Regions from separate parts of the Homo sapiens genome. Here region 2 is linked to region 1. A link is a loop called in an ENCODE intact Hi-C map of the cell type or tissue named here. Cell type or tissue: HCT116. All regions are shown on one strand. Links, peaks and the distances in the headings refer to the core of each region. The heading gives the core; the rest is flanking DNA.

Region 1 (5,382 bases), core at 312-5,311:
CCCACCCCCCGACAGGCCCCAGTGTGTGATGTGCCCCTCTCTGTGTTCATGTGTTCTCATTGTTCAACTCCCACTTATGAGTGAGAACATGCAGTGTTTGGTTTTCTGTTCTTGTGTTTGCTGAGAATGATGGTTTCCAGCTTCATCCATGTCACTGCAAAGTACACGAACTCATCCTTTTTTATGGCCGCATACTATTCCATGGTGTATATGTGCCACATTTTCTTTATTCAGCCTATCATTGATGGACATTTGGGTTGGTTCCAAGTTTTTGCTATTGTGAACAGTGCTGCAATATGCATACGTGTGCATGTGTCATTATAGTAGAATGATTTATAATCCTTTGGGTATATACCCAGTAATGGGATCGCTGGGTCAAATGGTATTTCTGGTTCTAGATCCTTGAGGAATTGCCACACTGTCTTCCACAATGGTTGAACTAATTTACACTCCCACCAACAGTGTAAAAGCATTCCTATTTCTCCACATCCTCTCCAGCATTTACTGTTTCCTGACTTTTTAATGATTGCCATTCTACCTGGAGTGAGATGATATCTCATTGTGGTTTTGATTTGCATTTCTCTAATGACCAGTGATGATGAGCTTTTTAAAATATATTTGTTGGCCGCATAAATGTCTTCTTTTGAGAAGTGTCTGTTCATATCCTTCATCCACTTTTTGATGGAATTTTTTTTTCTTGTAAATTTGTTTAGTTCTTTGTAGATTCTGGATATTAGCCCTTTGTCAGATGGATAGACTGCAAACATTTTCTCCTATTCTGTAGGTTGCTTGTTCACTCTGATGATAGTTTCTTTTGCTGTGCAGAAGCTCTTTAGTTTAATTAGATCCCATTTGTCAATTTTGGCTTTTGTTGCCATTGCTTTTGTTGTTTTAGTCATGAAGTCTTTGCCCATGCCTATGTCCTGAATGGTATTGCCTAGGTTTTCTTCTAGGGTTTTTATGGTTTTAGGTCTTATGTTTAAGTCTTTAATCCATCTTGAGTTAATTAGTTCTGTGCTCTGCTTGAGAACTGGGAGACCCAGCACTGCTAAGCATTTGCATATAAGAAGGACACTTCATTTTTTCCCCTAGAAGTGGGGATACATGCGTGTGGTATTTATGTAGGCAACCTCATCACTGACCATGACTTGAGGGAGAGTGGACCAGTGACTTTGGAAGCCCATTAGTTGAAAAGTATCTTGCTTGATTTTAATAGTTGTGTAGGGCAGGTGTATGTATTGAAAGCAAGGCCTTGTCCCTAGTCTCAAACCTTCTTGTTATTTCTAGGAGTGATAAATATGAGAACTTCCTTGGCTCCACACCCTGACAAACTTGGTATTTTACCTTTTTGCAAGGTTGATTCTTTTATTTCTGCCTTCTTTGAGAGGTCCCTGTCCCCGTAGCCATTTTCGATTGGCTAGTGACATTTGCTATCGTATTTTTATTATGTACAAATAAAGCAGTTATTTCTGAATATTAATTAGACAATTTTTGGAAAATTGACTTCATCTTTTTCCTATTTTATGATTAAAGGAAGTGTTAAGTGTTTAAAAAAAAAATGGGGTGGCTGGTGGGCGCCATGGCTCACACCTGTTATCCCAGCATTTTGGGAGGCCGAGGCAGGCGGATCACCTGAGGTTGGGAGTTTGAGACCAGCCTGACCAACATGGAGAAACCCCATCTCTACTAAAAATACAAAATTAGCCAGGCATGGTGGCACACGCCTGTAATCCCAGCTACTCGGGAGGCTGAGGCAGGAGAATCCCTTGGACCTGGGAGGCGGAAGTTGGGGTGAGCCGAGATCACGCCATTGCACTCCAGCCTGGGCAACAAGAGTGAAACTCCATCTCAAAAAAAAAAAAAAAAAAGGTGGGGGGAACATGTTAATGAAGTAAAAAATGGTATTTGGAGAAGCTAATCTTCAGGGCGGTAGGAAAGGCCAAGGGCTAAGCTGCAACATGGCATAGTCACTGGGGGGCTCACTACACAGGAAGGAGAAGCCACGGGCACATACAGATGTTCACAGGGACTATCACATGTATAAGCCTTCTTTGTGAGTTTTTTGGAGCAACTATTATATTTGATGGACAAAAAGAAATTTTGATATAAAACTTGCACTCTTCTTTTCCTGGTGTTTTTTTACCTTGGAATTTTGTGCACATATTTAAAAGTAAGTACTTCTAAGTGTCAGCTCTGGCTAAAGAGAAGCTGTATCCTTCAGAGATGTTCTCTACATTAAATAAAACTTTTTAAAAACCTGAGCATGTAATCCTGCTGTTGGCCAGCCACTGCTCTTTTATTTGGAATACAAAATATTTATCATCTGGGGACTGTCCAAATTTATTTTCAGTTTTTTAATGTTTAAAATATTTCTAAAAATAAATATTGTCAGAGAATATTAATTTAATTTTAAAAATGGAATCAGGGCACATTTTTATGTAGTGGAAAGAGAAGCAAATTTGTAAATTATGAGACCTAAGTTCCAAATCTGTCTTTACTGTGTGACCTTGGGCACATCTGGCCAGCTGGGACAGTTTCTTTATCTGCAGGGATCGGGGAAGGGAGGAAGAGAGAAAAAGAGACAGAGGTCTTTCCCAGCTCCCAAAGGCTAAGCTTTTGTAATCCAAGCATCCCAGAGTTCTTTCTTATTGTAACAGTGACCCCTTGTGGTATATATCCTTAACCAATTTTGTTTTGATTTGCAAAGTAAACTGGATTTTTTGTTCTTTCTAGTAACTGTATTTCATGTTGTTAGGCAAATATGACTTGTTTTAAAAAGATAAATCTTACCGGGAAATCAAAGGTAAATTAAAGCAGCATATAGAGGCCAGGGGTGGTGGCCCATGCCTGTAATCCCAGCACTTTGGGAGGCTGAGGCGGGCAGATCGCCTGAGGTCAGGAGTTTGAGAACAGCCTGGCCAACATGGCGAAACCCCCGTCTCTACTAAAAATACAAAAATTATCCGGGCATGGTGGCATGTGCCTGTAATCCCAGCTACTGGGGAGGCTCAGGCAGGTTGCAGTGAGCTGAGATCGCACCACTGCACTCTAGCCTGAGCAACAGGGCAAGACTTCGTCTCAAAAACACAAAAACAAAAACAAAAAAAACCCACATATAGAGCACCAAACCCCATCTTTTAAACAATTCTCGATGGTTTCTTCAGAAACTGTATATCGGCTGGACACAGTGGCTCACTCCTATAATACTAGCATTTTGGGAGGCTGAGGCAGGAGGATCACTTGAGACCAGGAATCACCAGCCTGGACAACATAGTGAGACCCTGTCTCTACAAAATATTTTTTAAAAATAACCAGGCATAGTGGCATGTGCCTGTAGTTCTGGCTACTCGGGAGCCTGGGGTGGGAGGCTCACTTGTGCCAAGGAGTTTGAGGCTGCAGTGAGCTATGATCACAGCACCACTGTTCTCTAGCCTGGATGACAGAGTGAGACCTATCTCAAAATAATAAATAAGAAACTGTATATAGCAGACTCTTGTCATTTACAAAATTAGAAGTGTTTTCATGTTTGCGCTGAGTGTTTTATGTATTCCTCCTAGGGACCAGGGGAAGAGACATGCGAGGGCCTCATCATGCCCCAGTAGCTCAGACCTGAGCAGGCTGCAAACCAAAGCAGGTGAGGGGTCCCCACACTCCTTCATCTACAGCATCTCCACTTGAAGGAAAGATGTTTGCACTGAAGATATCTATGTTGGCCACTGGAAACTTAAGGAAGTTTGTCCAATTTGGTCACAAATCAACATTTATTTTTATACATTTTTATTATATTCATACAATGTTACCATCTTACCACTACCCAACTCTGATGCCTCAAACATCTATAGATGACAGTCTTTTTTTTTTTTTTTTTTTTTTTTGAGATGGAGTCTTGCTCTGTCGCCCAGGCTGGAGTGCAGTGGTGCAATCTCGGCTCACTGCAAGCTCCACCTCCCAGGTTCATGCCATTCTCCTGCCTCAGCCTCCTGAGTAGCTGGGACTACAGGCGCCCGCCACCACGCCTGGCTAATTTTTTGTATTTTTAGTAGAGACGAGCTTTCATTGTTTTAGCCAGGATGGTCTCAATCTCCTGACCTCGTGATCCGCCTGCCTCAGCCTTCCAAAGTGCTGGGATTACAGGGGTGAGCCACCACGCCCGGCCTAGATGACAGTCTTAATGGTTTTATAGAAATCATTTTGTAAAAGCATTTGGAAAGTTGCAAAACTTGACATTAACATAGTTCTTGGGTTCAAAGCTTGAGTTCAAGGCATTGCTTGGCTGGGCATGGTGGCTCACGCCTGTAATCCCAGCACTTTGGGAGACTGAGGCAGGCGGATCACTTGAGGTCAGGAGTTCAAGACCAGCCTGGCCAACATCATGAAACCCCATCTCTACCAAAAAAAAATAATAATAATACAAAAATTAGCTACGCATGGTGGGAGGGAGTGGGGCACCTGTAATCCCAACTACTTGGGAGGCTGAGGCAGCAGAATCACTTGAACCCAGGAGATGGAGTTTGCAGTGAGTCTAGACCACGCCGCTGCACTCCAGCCTGGGCGACAGAGCGAGACTCATCTCAAAAAAAAAAAAAAAAAAAGATAATTGCTCACTTAAATGAAACTATATTAACTTTATTAAGACCGTCCTTTGGGCCTTTAAAGTGTTTGAGAAAATATATAACAATATAAACCACAGTCTAGAAATGATACAAAATGTATTCATGCAATAGAATATAGTTGTCACAAAAGTGAACTCATGGGCTTTTGTAATATTGTAATATTGAGTAAATTCAGTACAAACATAATATGAGATGAAACAAGTTGCAAAAGCAAAGACATATATTGTTTATGGATACACAGCCATGTGGTAAGCATGCGAAGTCAAGTGTAGTCATAGTAACCAGTGGATTTAGGATGGTGGTAACCCCTAGAGGGAGAGGAGGAGGGGAATGGATGCAGGGAGCCACATATCTGTAATGTTTCATTTCTTTAAAATAAGGGAAAGGATAAAAATATGGCAAAATGTTAATATCTGACCAAACTAGTGTGGGGTACACTGATGTCTGTTATATTCTTCATATATTTTTGTACCCATGAGATTTTACAATACTAAATAGTAGATTTTAAAAATTCTTATCTTCAAAATTTAGTTTTTTATCAATAAAATGACTTCTGTGTCATTGGGAATTTCTTTACTCAGGAAAATCTTAGATATACTAATTTCTGAGCCAGCATAGTTGCTAAGGATTTTACATTTACGTGCTAAAAACATCAGCCAATCCAAACATTGTGTCAGGTTTTTGTGTCCAGAACTCAAAGCTGTGGTTAACAACTATAACCACTGAGACAGCAAAATCTTCAAAAACATGCTGAAATTTTTGCTTGACT
Region 2 (5,382 bases), core at 305-5,304, 500 kb after region 1:
GAGACAGGCCAAGACATAGGACTGGTGCCCTCTGTCAGTGCTTGGGCTTGGACAGTGGCTGAGGGGAAGGGTGCAACTTCCATCTCATGAGCCTTTATAGGAGCATGGTCAGTGCCGACACCAAGTGTACTCTAGCCCTCTCTTTGCCTTTGGGCTCTATTTTTGCCATCCCAATAAAAAACCATGACACAGGACAACATTCTGAGGATGAAGGGCAGAGGATAAATAGATTCATTTCTGTCCAAAGAGAGTATGAAGCCTGTTCTCCAACAAGACAAGATAAGCAAAGGCACAGGGACTGTTCTTGGAGTGATGGTACTATGGTTTGGTTGCAGCTTGGCTGCCAGTCTACAAATTGTTTCCAAATTACATTTCCAGCTCTGACTCAGCTTGAATATCCACCTCCTGGGATGCCACCAACTGGCTATCCTATAGGTATCCTAATATGAAACTTGTCCAACTTGAACTCATGATTTTCTCTCCCAAATCCTCCTCCTTATATTCTCTATCTTGGTGAATGGTACCACCCCTCCAACCAGTTCCCAAATCCTAGGAGTTACTCTAGACCTGCACTGCCCAATATGGATGCCACTAGCTACATATCGCTATTTAAACTTAATTATAGGCTGGGAGTTGCAGTGGCTCACACCTGTAATCCCAGCACTTTAGGAGGCTGAGGCGGGTGGATCACTTGAGGTCAGGAGTTCAAGACTAGCTTGGCCAACATGGGGAAAACCCATCTCTACTAAAAATACAAAAATTAGCTGGGCATGGTGGTGCATGCCTATAATCCCAGCTACTTGGGTGGCGGAGGCATGAGAATTGCTTAAACCCGGGAGGCAGAGGTTGCAGTGAGCTGAGATCGCACCACTGCACTCCAGCCTGGGTGACAGAGTGAGACCCTGTCTCAAAAAAAAAAAACCCTTAATTAGAATTAAATATAGTTCCTTAGTCACACTAGCCACATTTCAAGTGCCCAGTGGCCACATGTGGCCAGTGGCTGTCATACTGGGCCGTGCAGAATACAGGACATTTCCATCGTCACAGAGAGTTCTACTGGACAGTGCTGGCCTGGACTCCTCTCAGGCCCTCACCCCCGACTCTAACTTCTTTTTTTTTTTTTTTTTTGAGACAGTCTTACTCTGTCGCCAGGCTGGAGTACAGTGGCGCAATCTCGGCTCACTGCAACCTCTGCCTCCCAGGTTCAAGCGATTCTCCTGCCTCAGCCTCCCGAGCAGCCGGGATTACAGGCATCTGCCACCATGCGTGGCTAACTTTTTGTATTTTTAGTAGAGACGGGGTTTTACCATGTTGGCCAGGATGGTCTCGATCTCTTTTTTTTTTTTTTTTTTTCCTGAGACGGAGTCTCACCCTGTCACCAAGTCTGTAGTGCAGTGGTGCGATCTCCGCTCACTGCAAGCTCCGCCTCCCGGGTTGACACCATTCTGCCTCAGTCTCCCAAGTAGCTGGGACTACAGGCGCCTGCCACCACGCCCGGCTAATTTTTTGTATTTTTTTTAGTAGAGATGAGGTTTCACCGTGTTAGCCAGGATGGTCTCGATCGCTTGACCTCGTGATCGGCCCACCTCGGACTCCCAAAGTGCTTCTCTACTCTAACTTCTCAATGTCTTGAGTTTGTCCACTTATCACCTGCTCATCTGTACTGCTGATGCTTTAGAGCAGGACTTCATTTATGGCCTGTTATAACCATAGCTTCTTAAGTGGTCTTGCTACTTCCTTTTCATTCTTTGCCAATTCATTCCTCACTTCTGCTAAAGAGATTTTTTCTTCAAAATGAGAAGCTGGTTATGTCGCTCACAATGTAAAATTCTCCCATGGCCCCCATCACCTTTGCGTGAGGTTCCTGCTCAGCAGCATGGCACCCGCAGTCCATTGGGAGTTGGACCCTTGCTGACCCTCTTATCCGGCCTCCACCCTTTCCATTCTCCCCTAAGTACCAAGCTCTGCCCAGAACAGATGACTTGTAGATAAGATGCTCTCTTACTCCTCAGGGCCTCTCTGCGAAACCTCTTCACTCTTCCTAAAACTGATTTGACTCATTGTGATTTCTAGCTTCTCTATCTGGCTAACTTCTACGTGACATTTCACTCCTCAGCTCACCTTCTCATGAAACTTTCCATGACCCCCTCCCACCTTACAAGTCTCTTAAAATGAAATAATTCCCCCTCCCCCAAACCCCTTCTACAATGGGTGCACGTGAATGGAGAGCTTACAGGCTTGTTTTGTGATATTCTTTCCCTATGAGCCCACTGGGCCAGCCATGCTCTGTGGATTGCTACAGTCTTTCCTGAAGGACATTCCCAGTGTCATCCATCTGAGAGAGCGGCAGGTTCATGTACCTGGAAACTGGGCTTGGAAGGAGTGCCTGTCTTGGATCAGAGAGGAATATTCTTTATCTCTCTGGACCTTGCTAACCATGTCTGGGCTTCCAAAAGCTCAGACACACCTGGGGATACTGAGAGATGATAGGGAAGAGGCAGCCCTACAACTGGGAAGGAAGGTATCCCTGAAGGAGTTCTATTTCATTAGTTTAACTAGATTATCTAGTTGCCTATTATGTTTTACATTTCTGCTTCTCCCTTAGCACTCTGTAAGGTCTTATTTAAATATTCCAGCCCAGCCCCAACTGTGATTTGGAGACTTTGTTTTTAATTTGGAGATTTAAGGAATACACTGAGATCATACTTGAGGCAGAATAGCAGAATAGAAGGAGGGCAGTGCCTCCCTGAGGACAGAGTGGTGATAACAAAAATTAGAGATTTCTCCAAGAGGAAGGTGGATCATAGAGAACAGGAACCATCAAAAGGAGACCGAGTGCTCTCCACTCCATTGCCGCCCTGTAACGCTCTGTGTTCGCTTTGGTGAAGGGAGTTGGAGGGTGTTTTCTTACCCATCTCCCAATGCACCCTGTACACAGTTTGCATGGCCCATGTCTCACTGTCACATAGCTATTGGCTATTTGACCTTGTTTTCATAACATACTCTAAGCTCGCTGAAGAGCAGGGATTGTACCTTGTCGCTCTTTTTCCCCAGCACTGAGTACCATGAATGGCATACTGCAGGTGCCTAAAGAAATTCTGCTTGAATGAGTTGGGAAAACAGCAGAAGTGAAGGCTGAACAAAGGATGTGGGGCCAGAGGACCTGGAATGCCACTCTAGACTTCAGGCTGTGCAGATGTGGAGGTGGTAATGGAGGCACTAAATGTTTTAAAGTAGTCATGTTTGTGTTTGAGAAAGGTACCTTTAGCTGAGATATAAAAGATCACCAGGAAGTTGGTAGAGGACAGAGACTGTCAGCAACATGACAGAGATTTAAATGGTCCAAGAAATGTTATTTGGATTTAAATGATTCAAGAAATGTTATTTGGATTTAAAACTTTTTTTTTTTTTTTTAAATGGTGTCTCACCCTGTCGTCAGACTGGAGTGCAGTGGTGCGATCTCGGCTCACTGCAACCTCCCCCTGCTGGGTTCAAGCAATTCTCCTGCCTCAGCCTCCTGAGTAGCTGGGACTACAGGTGTGTGCCACCATGCCCAGCTAATTTTTGTATTTTTAGGAGAGATGGGGTTTCACCATGTTGGCCAGGATGGTCTTGAACTCCTGACCTCATGATCTACCCGCCTTGGCCTCCCAAAGTGCTGGGATTACAGGCGTGAGCCACCGCGTCCAGCCTTAAAACTAATTTAATAATGCATTTTCGAAATCAGAATACAATTTATTGGGGACCAGGGAAAACTTAAGACAAGTCATTGTTTTACGTTATGCATCTATTAATGTAATGTTATCTCTTTAAAGATATCCTATGGATGAAAATACACTTTCTATTTTTTCAACCTGGAAGTATCACAGAAAGCATTACACTAAAGGAATTACTGTGGTTAAAATGAACACTGGCATGACATTCCAGGTGCTGGAGAGTCAATAATTATCCCTATGGAGTGGGTGGAATAAATCTAACAGTTATTCAGAAAAATACAAACACTTTACATTATCTCAGGGAAGAAGAAGTAAGCCCTGCCTCATATTCACTCAGTAATTAAAGAGAGAGATGAAACACTGGAGTGATGAAAAGTATTTCTATCATCCATTTTAGGTCCACATGGCTTTAAGCATCTTGCTAATAATATTCTAATAATAACTATTACCTGTGATGTTTTCATATTTAAAATCGTTCAGTAAAAAAAGTTATATGTAACTTGAATAGTTTTCATCTACCTCTTCATGATGTCCATGGACAATTATTGAAATGACTTCACCTCTTCACTTCTACATATTAGTATATTATTAAGCACTGTGGTATGATTCATAGTAATAAAGAATTGATAATATCCTTAAGGCTGAAGATTTGATAGATGGATAGATAGAGACACAGAAAGAACATTATTGTGACTATGCCTAAATGGTTTCTGTTTTTATTTTTTTATTTTGTCTTATATATTTTTTGAGGTAGGGTCTCATTCTGTTGCCCAGGCTGGAGTGCAGTGGCACAATCATGGCTCCCAGGCTCAAGCAATCCTCCCACCGAAACTTCTTCAGTAGCTGGGACTACAGGCACACACCACCACACCCAGCTAATTTTTATTTATTTATTTATTTATTTATTTATTTAAGACAGAGTCTTGCTCTGTCGCCCAGGATGGAGTGCAGTGGCACGATCTCGGCTCACTGCAACCTCTGCCTCCTGGGTTCAAGCAATTATCCTGCCTCAGCCTCCCGAGTAGCCGGGACTACAGGTGCATGCCACCACGCCTGGCTAATTTTTTGTATTTTTAGTGGAGATGGGGTTTCGCCATGTTGGCCAGGCTGGTCTGGAACTTCTGCCCTCGAGTGATCTGCCTGCCTCAGCCTCCCAAAGTGCTGGGATTACAGGTGTGAGCCACTGCACCCGGCCTATTTATTTATTTTTGAGACAGAGTCTTGCTGTGTCACCCCGGCTGGAGTGCAGTGGCATGATCTTGGCTCACTGCAACCACCTCCCAGGTTCATGTGATTCTCCTGCCTCAGCCTCCGGAGTGGCTGGAATTACAGGCACATGCCATCATGCCTGACTAATTTTTGTATTTTTAGTAGAGACGGGGTTTTACCATGTTGGGCAGGCTGCTCTGGAACTCCTGGCCTTAAGTAATTCACCTGCCTTGGCCTGCCAAAGTGCTGAGATTACAGGCATGAGCCACCATGCCAAGCCAGATAATTTTTAATCTTTTTGTAGAGATGGGGTCTCGCTATGTTGCCCAGGCTGGTCTTGAACTCCTGGGCTCAAGCAATCTCCCACCTCAGCCTCCAAAAGTGCTGGGATTATATGCCTGAGCCACTGTGTCTGGCCAGTTTCTGTGTTTTTATAGATAGCAAACTTCTTGCAAAA

Evidence for each region. Peaks named below come from ENCODE experiments on the same cell type or tissue, not always from the same donor. Only the 100,000 strongest peaks of a DNase experiment are listed, where the experiment ranks them.
Region 2: it touches region 1 in a loop (4-fold over the local background); 7 of 110 quality-filtered maps call a loop at or near these places.

Annotation. Positions count from the first base shown.
Region 1 is chr6:108,890,910-108,896,291 of GRCh38, forward strand. It overlaps ARMC2 (armadillo repeat containing 2), which reads left to right. Exons shown (of 18, transcript NM_032131.6): 6 at 3,558-3,634. Among named protein-coding and RNA genes, the nearest start is that of ARMC2-AS1, 31 kb to the right of the region's middle. In HCT116, for the core only: a CTCF peak has its summit at 2,663 (motif pointing left); a DNase peak (open chromatin) is centred at 2,652.
Region 2 is chr6:109,394,498-109,399,879 of GRCh38, forward strand. All of the region lies in intron 7 of PPIL6 (peptidylprolyl isomerase like 6), which reads right to left. Among named protein-coding and RNA genes, the nearest start is that of CD164, 15 kb to the left of the region's middle. RefSeq lists a silencer at 2,649-2,943. In HCT116, for the core only: a CTCF peak has its summit at 2,736; no DNase peak of the experiment used is centred there.